3 separate regions of the Homo sapiens genome follow, and all the other regions are linked to region 3. The links are chromatin loops, found by intact Hi-C in ENCODE. Cell type or tissue: PC-3. All regions are shown on one strand.

Evidence for each region. Hi-C counts contacts between places; a loop is a spot of excess contacts. Peaks named below come from ENCODE experiments on the same cell type or tissue, not always from the same donor. Only the 100,000 strongest peaks of a DNase experiment are listed, where the experiment ranks them.
Region 1: it touches region 3 in a loop (6-fold over the local background); 1 of 110 quality-filtered maps calls a loop at or near these places.
Region 2: a loop joins it to region 3, with 7 times the contacts of the local background. A loop is called at or near these places in 1 of 110 quality-filtered maps.

Annotation. Positions count from the first base shown.
Region 1 is chr7:20,150,587-20,154,586 of GRCh38, forward strand. MACC1 (MET transcriptional regulator MACC1) reads right to left here. Exons shown (of 7, transcript NM_182762.4): 6 at 3,607-3,795. It overlaps MACC1-AS1 (MACC1 antisense RNA 1), which reads left to right. Exons shown (of 4, transcript NR_046756.1): 3 at 1-3; 4 at 2,678-2,945. Among named protein-coding and RNA genes, the nearest start is that of MACC1-AS1, 11 kb to the left of the region's middle. In PC-3, no CTCF peak of the experiment used is centred here; a DNase peak (open chromatin) is centred at 2,055; H3K4me3 peaks cover 463 bases; H3K27ac peaks cover 2,282 bases.
Region 2 is chr7:20,028,811-20,032,810 of GRCh38, forward strand. MACC1-OT1 (MACC1 3' UTR overlapping transcript 1) reads right to left here. Exons shown (of 6, transcript NR_110114.1): 3 at 109-149. Among named protein-coding and RNA genes, the nearest start is that of MACC1-OT1, 110 kb to the right of the region's middle. In PC-3, no CTCF peak of the experiment used is centred here; a DNase peak (open chromatin) is centred at 2,371; H3K4me3 peaks cover 367 bases; H3K27ac peaks cover 1,222 bases.
Region 3 is chr7:19,956,482-19,960,481 of GRCh38, forward strand. The region is part of intron 5 of MACC1-OT1 (MACC1 3' UTR overlapping transcript 1); the gene reads right to left. Among named protein-coding and RNA genes, the nearest start is that of MACC1-OT1, 180 kb to the right of the region's middle. In PC-3, no CTCF peak of the experiment used is centred here; DNase peaks (open chromatin) are centred at 1,370 and 2,010; H3K27ac peaks cover 3,177 bases.

The DNA.
Region 1 (4,000 bases), 190 kb after region 3:
CAGGTGAGTAATTTCCGAGACGAAAAAAAATTACCATTAGGAACATTGACTTCGCTGGCTTCCATTGGGAGAGTGGCCCATTCTGGCAGGTCAGATAAGAAACTATTATCAACAGGACTATTGGTGCCTGTGGCTGAGGTAGAGCCCAGTGGGCAAAGGTAATTGAAGAAAGGAAGTGAGGCCAGAGTGGTGGCTCACACCTGTAATGCCAGCAATTTGGGAGGCCGAGGTGAGTGGATCACCTGAGGTCAGGAGTTCGAGACCAGCCTGGCCAACATGGTGAAACACCCATCTCTACTAAAAATACAAAAATCAGGCAGGTATGGTGGCATGCGCCTGTAATCCCAGCTACTTGGGAGGCTGAGGCAGGAGAATCTCTTGAACCTGGGAGGTGGAGGTTACAGAGAGCTGAGATTGTGCCATTGCACTCCAGCCTGGGTGACAGAGCCAGACACTGTCTCAAAGGAGAAAAAAAAAAAAAAAAGAAAGGAAGTGAAACTTTAGTGTCCTTGGTGAATATGTGTCCTTATTAAACAAGATAAAAATGGCATAATCTATATTGTTAAGCAAGGGGGCCAATGAGGGAGCCATAGAAAAAGTATTGTCATTTGTGGTAACCATCCCTAGAAGGCTAAGTGAAGAGCACCCAATTTAGGCCAGTGAATTTCTTATCTCTGAATCCCCAGCATGTCCCCTTGTAAAATTCAACATTTAAAAAGTGAGCTATTTTTCTAATATGCTATTGATTCCTTTTTTAAAAAATTAAAACTCTAAATATATTCAGAAAATGCCAATAAATTTTCACTAACTTTCACGGAAGAACCTTGGCAATAGTGACATCTTTGTATAGTGTAAGTGCATTTTTTCTGAAAGAAATACTCTGAAAAACATACTTTGCTTATTATCAGATTCCAAGCTTTACAGCTTTGCTTTTATGTAGTAATTACCATGTCATTAGAAAAGTCGAGTAACATTTCTTAAAATTTAACTTGAGGAGATGGTTAATTTCAAAAGTGACATTCTCAAAAGTTTCCAAAGAGAGGCTTTTTCTTCACCTTAGAAAAAATTAAGAAATGGTTAAGGTGTTCAGAAAATCTGACAAATTTATTATTAATATACTTCATTTTTTAACCAGCTTGAGGCTTGGTAAAGATTTAATTTTGAGGCAATTTTTGATAGTATCATGGCTACTTGACATGGCCTGAAAAGAGGACAAATAAAAAATGAAACAAGTTGCTTAACCCTGGCCGCACCTTCTGACTCTGCAACATAGTCACCATATTAAACAGTGATGGACAGAGTGTAATGGTTAAAGTCATGGACTCTGAAGTCAAATGTCTGTGCTCTAAACATGGTTCCAGGACTTTCCAGCTGTGTATGTTTAAGCAAGTTACTTATCCTCTCCATATCTTAGATATTAGTGTCTGCCCCATGAGTTTTTATTGAAAGGATTACATTAATTAATTTTTGTAATATTTCCAGAACAGTGTCTGTCACGGAGTCAGTGCCAGATAACTCTCCCTAAGATACAATAAAAATAGAACAAAGGGAAGAGAAAGAAGTTAAAGGAGAGAAAGTAAGCGAAACAGCTCAACTGCAGGCATTGGCACACATAGAAGGCAGTTTTTGGAGTGTGTGCCCTCTGAGGAAATGACATACAGGAAAAAAAGCGGCCCAGCAACTGCTAGACCTAATTATCTCCCTGCCCCAGTGCACTTCCCTCCCTCTGCACCCCCTACCCAGAACTAATATCAGTGTGCTTTGAAATCAACTACTTGAATTGTAAATTGATCATATTTAGGAATCTCCTCCCAAAGAGAAAAATTATACAGCTATTTTTTAGGAGGTTGGAAATTAGCATATATTTACCCATTAGTTAAGTGACCTCGTACGTAAGATTTCTGTATATTATTTGGAATGACCTCAGGCCAATATACTGTGGATTTTTCTAAGTATTTAATAACATGAATCTGAGTGATGACTATTACTATTAATCACAATAAGTTGAACTATCATAGAAAGACACCTAGGGGCTTTCCTTTCTGCTTCTGAGTGTTTATCAGCCTCAGGCAAAGACTTAGTCATTTATGATTTGGGCTGTGCAAAAGTAAATAATGGAAAAGTGGGTGGTTTGCTGGCCTCCATCAAGATTTAGGGGAAGACAAACTATAAACAACCACAATTAGAGAGAAGCCAGATGCTTAAGGAGGCTGACAGAATAAATAACTCTGATAAATAACTCTCAACAAAACTCTTTCAAAACAGAACCTTATTAAGAAAAAAAGGTCCTGCTTTCAATTAGACAACTTTTTCATCAGTTAACTGAAATGTCCGAATCAGAAGAGCGTATCCCTCATAATATTTGTTTTTCCTTCTTAAAGGCTTCCTATCTTTCATCTCATTCTGTAAACACTTGAGTCCATTTTGTGTACTGCACCAAATGCTATATTATGCTTATTTATAGGCTGTAATGCCCTTCTAAGTTTATGGAGATAAATGTAGTCTCTGAGGGGAAAGACATCCTCAGTCCCTGGTTGCTCCTGGCTAAAGAGTCTTATTTTGGAGAAGTCCTGGCTGGAGAGCCAGGCTGCAGGAACTCAGAAACCAGCCTGCTGACACTTCCACTGCAGCTGCTGGAATTCAGCTGACTTGATTTGACTCTACTTTTCATGCAAAGGTGGTTTTGTCCTGTTCACCCAACTGGAATGGTTGCATCGAAGCAAGAAAATTTTCTCCAAAAATTAATACCCAGATCTACGCCAAAAACAAAGTGAAGAATACAGCTTCTGCTCTCACCAAGTCATCTCTAATAGAGAGAAGATTTCCTTAAACATAAATATCTTCAAAATGCTTGTTCATTTGAGAGAAAGATACAGAATATTTTACATGTGCCCTTCACTGGAATATTTTTATTTATTTAATTCAATAAAAATTGACTCCCAGTTCTTTATGGTAATCTGGAGAAAAATATGTGTTTAACTTGTGCCTAACAGCATACATTTGTTTTGATAAAAACAATATTTTCATGGTAAATATTTACTTTGTACTAAGTGCTAACATTCTGCAACTGATGCCTGTAGTTACTGTAGGCAACATTGTGAAGGAGATAATGAAGCTCTTAGTTATCAATCTCTCATCACCAGTGGCTCTACATCCACTTTCTTACTACTTCTTGTCCCTGAGCATTAGTTATCGCAAGTGACTAAGTTTATGCCTGAGGCCGATAAGTACATATCATTATGTCTTCCTCTATTGTCCTGACTTGATCCTGTCTCCCACCTTCAAAATTTACCTGTTTTATGACTCAAGTTCTTATAGCCATCCCCACTTACTGGCCCAATTTGATCAATTAATTCATTGATCAAAGGCCATGAGAATATGAAATCCAAAAGAAGAAACATCAATATTTTAAGGGCTCTCAATGCCTTTTAAGAGTGTGTGTGTTTATTTCAGATAGTACTGATGAGTTACTAGTGCAGTGATTCAGTTAGTGGATCATCTTGGACATTCCCCCAGTGAATCCGTGAATGTGGTATGGGTTTGATTACATTAGTGTTACTTGGTCTGCAACTTTTCACTATTGAATTACACAAACAGAAGTCTTACCTCAACAGCAACATCTCCAGTGTTTCCTCGATGAGGAATTTCATATGCCTCCATTTGTTGCTTTGTGAGTCGTACTAACTTTTCAGCTAGTTCCCTCCAGCCTTTTCCAAGCTTGACAGCTGAAGTCAGAACAGCAGCTTCTTGGATGAGACGTGCGACTAACTCTTGGCAATCCATTTTCAGAAGAGCCTGCAGCAACAATTACATGTCACAATTAAAAGCAACTAACTTGGGCTTTTCTCTCTATAAATTGGAATTTTTATTACATATTCTACAAATGGGAGTCCTTTTTTTTCACTACACGTATAATCGAGTTTTCTAAAGCTCAAGGAGTTGATTCACATTTAAGCAAATTCTATAAGCAAACTACAGTAGACATAACTAAGCCAGAGTT
Region 2 (4,000 bases), 72 kb after region 3:
TTATAAATATTTCAGTATTTTCCACCCCACTTACTTAAAGGCATTATCTTTATTTATATGCCCAATTAATGGTTACCATAAAAATTATAATATAATTTACTTACTTACCTTGTCAAAGTCTAAGTTCAACAATGTCTTTATTCTTCTCCCTGCAAATATGGAGACCTTAGATTATTTTCCTCCATTTAATTCAATACAACTTCTATATTATTCATTTTGTTATTTTTATTACATTGTTTAAGAACCACAAAAAATTAATATGATTATTATTGACCACATTATTTGTTCTCCATTCATTCTTTTTCTCACATCTTCCAATGGAATCATTTTATTTCAGCTTGAAATATATCCTTTTCAATTTTATTTCTTTATTTGCTTATTTATTGACACAGGGTCTCACTCTGTCACCCAAGCTTGAGGACAGAGATGCAATCATGGCTCACTGCAGCCTCAACCTACTAGGATCAAGAGATCCTCCCACCTCAGCCTCCTGACACTACAGGTGCGTGCCACCATGCCTGGCTAATTTTTGTAGAGACATGGTCTTACCATGTTGCCCAGGCTGATCTCAAATTCCTGAGTTCAAGTGATCTGCCTCACTCAGCATCTCAAAGTACTCGAATTAGAGGCTTGAGCCACTATGCCCAACCCTTTTCAAGTTCCTTTAATGAGGCTCTGCTGATAATTAACTCTCTCAATTTTTTAAATTTTTGTATTTGTTATTTTTACATAAAAATATTTCTTAGCTCATTCTGGAAATCTATTTTGACTTGGTGTAGAATTCTAAGTTATAATCTTTCAAAACATTTCAAATATTCCTTTGAATTTTGACTTCCATTTTTGCTGCTGAGCAAATTTAATAGCTGCCCTCTTTTTACTCTGCTTTGAATTTGTTTCTATCTTCTTTGTTCTGTGAAATTTCAGCCTCTAGATGTAGATTTTATTTTATTTTTATGCTTGTTGTTTGTTGTGATATGGAGTCTGCAAATTGGTGTCATCACTTCTGGAAGATTTTCAACCATTGTCTTTTCAAAGCCCCAGCGAAAATGGGATTATTTTCTGAGACTGATTAATTATACTGTATACCTTCTCACTTGATATTCTATCTTTTACCCTCTTCTCTATAATTTCTAACATTTTTTCATCAGTGCCGTATATTAGTTTATTTTTGTTTTTGATGCATCTATAAGTTTCTAATTATCTCTTCAGCTGTGCCTAATTTGCTATTTAAAATGTTCCTTGAATTATTTAATTTTTTTTTAATTTCTGAAAGTTTCATCTGGTAAAAATCTGTAAACTTACATATCTGCTATGTTAATATTTTAAGTTGCATATATTACTTGCATGTATTTTCAAAATTATCTTTCACTTATTTAAACATATAAGCATAGTTGTTTTTTTCCTCCAATATAATAGCCTGTATCTGAATCTGAAAATTCTAATTTACAGGAATCTTTGTGGGTCTCTTTTCACTGATGGTGCAGTATATCTTTATGTGCTTTGTTAATTTTGACTATTTGATGTTTATTCTTTAAGAAATAAAATCATTTTGATAATTTAAAGTACAGATAAATGTACTATAATATTTTCAAAAAGAAAGCACAATTGCTTCTGCTAGGTGCCTTGGTGCACCTCTAGTCTAGATTCACCTTAAAGCAAATGTGGAGCTGAGATTCTCAGACTGCCCAGACAATGTGAAACCATGCGGCAAGCCCACGCAGGGCTGGTAAGCTTTTGGTTCACTCTTATCCTGAGGGTGCAGCCCTTTGCTGTCCTGGATGTTATTGGAAGTAGTTCTCCTCTAAGCCTTTTTACTTGTATGTCCTCTGAGCTTTAATTTATTCCCTTTTGACTCATAAGGCATCAAAGTAAAAGTACAAATTTGCTAAAATAGGGAAGCATCTGTAATGCAACAGAAAATTCATGCTCTGCTTACCTTTCTAGGTTCTTGTTTTGCCTTTATTTGGCCTAATAACTTCATACTATTTTGTCAGTAATCCACAGCTTTTGAGAAAGATTGTATCCTGCAAGTTTAGTCATAGATTGTGAGTGTGAATAACTTAGTTTGCCTTTACTAAAAACAAAATCGTCTTCTAAAGTCATTCCCTACAGTCCACAATGAGCCCACAGCTAGAAACAGATCATTTTTCCTTCTGAAAGCAGAACAAAAGAAAATGAAATATGTGATCTCCTGAGTGTCTTGTACAGCTGAATTTCACATGCCTTGTCTTTTTATCTTTCACAAGGACTATCAAAGTGTCTCACACAGTAGATGCTCATGTTTACAATATGAGTAAATACAATTTACCATATTCATGTGGCTACATTTACCCACAGGAATTTTTATAAATACCTACAACTATGTAATTTGAGCTTAACATTAGATACTAATTTCCCTGGAATAGCAATGGTAGGAGGGGGAATCCCTGGGAGCTTAATTTAGACATATGACTAGAAAAGAGAAGTCAACTCAGAGCCACAAAACTGAACTTCAATTCTGACAAAGGGGAGGGGAAATTGCATTTTTAGGTTTGGTGAGACAGTGAGAACCTGAACTCTCAAATTGGACAGATCTGGATTTGAATCTCAGCTCTGCCACTTTCCAGCTACCTGACCTTAGGCAAGTTATTTAATCTCTTATAAGGGAACGATAGTAATATATTTTTCACTAGGTGGGACTCAAAGTCAAATGGGGTAATAAAGGTAATTTTAAATGCACAATGACTGACTCATAGAAGGTGATCAATAAATATTGAGACTATCATTTCATTTTTCTGTCCTGAGAAATAATTACCATCTCACAACATAATTTGTCACCACTAATTAGGCATACAGAAGCAGAGTAACAAAAATCTTTTATATTAATTACCAATTCTGGTAGTTAGCCATTGGCTGCTTAGAACACAGTGCTGAGAAAGATTCTGAGGAAAGCATATAACGACTGATTATCAGCATCTTCCATGAAATCAGTGATAAGAACCAGGTGCATCAGTGCCTTTTATGTGCCATAATTCACAAAGATTGTTAGAGGGATATAGGCAAACACTCCTATAATAGCACCTATACCTCTATAATACAGTATCCTTCAGTCAAGGCCAGGATTTACTTGTAAGTTTTTGCCCAGATCATAACTTTTTCATATATGTAGGCTGTAAACACAGACTTTTTATTCCTTATTCATCAAATTATCTGCTCAGAAAACTAAAATATTCTGTCTGTGTCAGAGAGTTCAGTATATCATCCCAATTTAATCAGATCAGCAGAAGTGAACACTATCTAGCCTGGCCACTTAGCTATGTTTTCAATGACCTTTTCTCTGCTTTCTTCTCCAGTTGAAATTCCCAACTTAATTTGTCATATTCCTTGACTTGCATTGTATGTTGCTTCTACAAATCTATTACATGACTATGCATTTGACTATTTTTGTTTAATCATAGCCTTGATTAGGCCATGATATTATGAGGTCACCAAAAAGCCATCTCAATTTGCAGAAGGTCATTTACCTCTTGTATATGCCCAGAACCAGGCACAGAGCTGAGCACAGAATAGGCAATCAAAAGTTATTTGTTGCATTTATATGTGGGTAGATCAATAACTTAATTTCTATAGAACAATATTCTTTTGTTTGCTCTTATTGTAATATATTGCTTTTATTTAATAAGCCACAAAATACTTCAAAATGAGACTGCATTTTTTGTATACATTTTACGCAGTAATGTAAGTAAGGCATAACTTTATTTGAATCACAATACAACCCACAATTCTATATTTTAGTAGAAAAGAAGCTGAAAGTTTCAAAATCTCAGAAGGGTCTACTTTTGTTTGAATCAATGCAAAGGCCATGAGAATGTGACATCTTGATGCATCTGGTCAGACATAAATGTCCTTATAATGATACTTTGGAAAGTTACTTTTGAATTCCCACTTGGTTAGACTATGTAATGAGAGTGGCACCAAGGGTTGTGTAGTCTGTATCACATCCTCATTCCCCAGAGATGGA
Region 3 (4,000 bases):
ACATGACCCCATCCAAATCTCATGTTAAATTAGATTCTCCAGTGCTGTAGGTGTGGTCTGGAGGGAGGTATTTAGATTATGGGGGTGGATCCCTCGTAGCTTGGTGCTGTCTTTGTGATAGTGAGTTCTCATCAGATGTGTTCCTTTAGAAGTATGTGGCACCTCCCCACCCCAATCGCTTTCTTGCTCCTGCTTTTGCCAAGTGACACGCCTGCTCCCCCTCTGCCTTTTGCCATGACTGTAAGCTTCCTGAGGCCTTTCTAGACGGTGAGCAGATGCCAGCACCATGCTTCCTGTAAAGCCTGCAGAATCCTGAGCCAGTTAAATCTCTTTTCTTTATAAATTACCCAGTCTCGGATATTTCTTTATAGCAATGTGAGAATGGCCTAATACACAGTTCTTATAAGATTGATGACTAGGGAAAAACACAAGTGAGATGGAGATTTGGTGTTCAGAGCATTTGTGTTCAAATCCTGCCATTACCAGTTACTAGCAAACTAAGTAACTTAGCCTCTCTAAGGGAGTTTGCTTTTACACAAAATATAGTTGTTTTGAGAATTAAATGGTAGGAAGCCTGCAAAGATAATTTTAACCTGTAACCAGTTGCACATACTAGTCAGATTTATGTGTGATGACCAAAGGGAATTAATCAGAAAGATATAGTAGATAGTGCACAATGAGAGCACTTCTCAGATAAGTAATGTTATTGAGGGCTTTCAAAAGTGTTCTGTATCTTTCCCAAGCCTTGCTTTTATTTTTTTTAACTGAGATGGAGTCTCACTCTGTCACCCAGGCTGGAGTGCAGTGGTACAGCCTTGGCTTACTGCAACCTCTGCCACCCATGTTCAAGCAATTCTCCTGCCTCAGCCCCTCGAGTAGCTGGGATTACAGGTGCCTGTAATAACTGTCATCAAGAAAATTTTCACAACTCGTATATACCCCATAAATGCTAACTTTAGAATCCAGTATTTTAAAATCACACAGTGTAAAGTTTTTAATATATATATACATTTTTTTAAAACAAATGAGAATGCAGAGAATAATGGGTTTCAATACAGTTTACCTTTGGGAGTACTTTATTCCTCAATTTGTCTATTTTATGTATACTCACATCTGGTTGGTGCTAATAAAAAATGAATTTCATATTTCTTCTTCGTCATTAAAAATACCTAAATAGTTTTTCTAACTTTTAAATTTTATATATCATTGCTTTCTAGTATCACAGGAAATTGTGTGCGTGTGTGTGTGTGTGTGTGTGTGTGTGTCAGAGAGGGAAAGAGAGAGAGAGCAAGAGATTCTGTCATCAGATGCTCTAGATCCTATCTCCACTGTAATGAAGCTTCAGCAAAATTTGAAAGGCCTGTGTGTTTTTGTTTTAATAAATTCATCCCTGAGAAAATGAGTCAGACTAAATAAAAAGTGGGGCAGTGAAGGAGATTCAGAAAGATAATAGCCCAGTATGCCAAGAAGATATAAGCATGGCTGAGCCAATTCATTCTCTGGTGTTTCTTAATTTTCCTTGTGACTTCTAATAATATACCTATTTATTGATACAGACCCCAGAGATATGAATAGAAACACCATTTTAAAATATATTTGTATGGTTGTTGTAAACATGCAGTCTCTGTTACCCTTTGTAATGCTTACAAAAAAAGTCATTTAAATTGTGGTATTTTTGTAAAGTGCACCTATAGCAAATGACAGAGCCAGTCTGAATTATAAATCCATTTAAGCACTCAATCATCAAAATTAGTAATGCTGAGAAATGGGGCACGTTGAAGAAATAGGCTAGATTTAGAATGAGTTAGATAAGATGATATGACTTAAAAGGAAGAGTGACTCAGGACCACAAAGTTAGGTTTACTCTTAGGCTAACTCAACCACCAAAGGGTATACTATTTGCCACCTAAGAATTGGGTACGTTTATGCTCTTACCGCATTGATTTTCAACCAAGCCATGGGTCACTTAACAACATCTGGACACATTTCTGGTTGTCACAACTGAAAGGAGGTGCTATTGGCATTTAGCGGGTAGATGCCAAAGATGTTACTAAACATCCTGCAATCACAGGACAGCTCACACAGCAAAGAATTATTTGCCCCAAAGTGTCAATAGTGTCATGGTTGAGAAATCCTGCTTTACAGGAATTCTCAGGAAGTATTTTTTTTATATTGGGCAATGTTGTTATTAACTGAAAAGGCACCTTGGTTACTGTGGTTTTAACTGGAAAATTACATTTAGTTGGATTATTACCATGTTGAAATATTAATGACTTGGTGACATAATAAAAATAACACTACAAACATTTTTAAGAGTCATTAATTATAAAGAGTTTAGGAAGTTACCAAAACCCTTACAGCTGATATTTAGTACTGCATGTTCCAGTTTGCTAATGCTACAATATAACATCTGATAAAACTCTAATTATGAAACAGTTTTACAATAAAATTTCATATGAGCATTTCACTGTTATTATTTTTCACACAATAAGCCCATTTTCTTTTTAGGTGAAGTATTAATTATAAATTAACTAACTGAGTTGTGATTATTTAGGCCCTCCCTTTTACTGGAAAACAAAACTTACAGATTGATAATCATTATTAAAAAACACCATTTGTACTGCTCAGAATTTAAAGTGAACTGGCCGGGCACGGTGGCTCACGCCTGTAATCCCAGCACTTTGGGAGGCTGAGGCGGGTGGATCACAAGGTCAGGAGTTCGAGACCAGCCTGTCCAAGAGGGTGAAACCCCGTCTCTACTAAAAATTAGCCGGGCATGGTGGCAGGCGCCTGTAGTCCCAGCTACTCGGGAGGCTGAGGCAGGAGAATTCCTTGAACCTGGGAGGCGGAGGTTGCAGTGAGCCGAGATCGTGCCACTGCACTCTAGCCTGGGTGACAGAGCGAGACTCCGTCTCAAAAAAAAAAAAAAAAAGAAAAGAAAAGAATTTAAAGTGAACCTAAATCACAGGAGTTCCTCTCTAAGAAAAACCTGGTCCTTGAAATTCACAAAAAGAATAAATAGTATATAATTTCTATCCTTCTTAATATATTTTAGGTCCTCTGAATCTGTTTACCTCTAAGTATTCTCTGCTTGAACAAAGGAAGCTTGACATGGTTTGGGTCTGTGTCCCTGCCCAAATCTCATGTCCAGCTGAAGTCCCCAGTGTTGGAGGTGGGGTCTGGTGGGAAATAATTGGATCATGGGGGTGGATTTCCCTTTTGGCTCTGTTCTCGTGAGAGTGAGTTGTCACAATGCCTAGTTGTTTAAAAGCGTGTAGCACCCCTCGCCTCTTCTTCCTGCTCAGTCAAGTAAGACCTGCCTGCTTCCCCTTCACCTTTTGCCATGATTGAAAATTTTCTGAGGTGTCCCTAGCCATGATTCTTGTACAGCCCGAAGAACCATAAGCCAATTAAACCTCTTTTCCTTATAAATTACTAGTCTCAGGTATTTCTTTATAGCAGTGCAAGAACAGACTAACACAGAGCTTTAAAAGGATTTGAATATATTTTAGCTAGTTCTTACAACTATAACCTTAGCCATATTAAATAAAATGCCATCTTTAATTACCAGAAAATACATGGTAAATTATAAACATAACAACAATAATGCTTAATGCATACCAAATATCGGGGTTCCTACCAAAGGGTGTGTCTTCATATGGTTTGTTTTGGCAAAAAACATAGTACCCAGCTTAAATACACTGAAGTTCTGACAAATATTGTGAACAGAAAATACATAGAAAGATAGATGTTTTCAGCAAATGTGCACGGAAACTGGGTATTATATAACTCATCTGTGATTTTATACTTAAAACCATATAAGTTTGAGGTATACTCAGTATTTATCTCTGTGAATAACTGACTTTAGAAAAACAAAATATCATTTCCTTCTGGATCATAAAATACCATCTGTTCATGCCTGTCTAAAGATCATAGATCCATCAGGTAAATGTAAAGAAAATATCATAACCCAAGTTTCCACTTTTATGTAATAACTCCT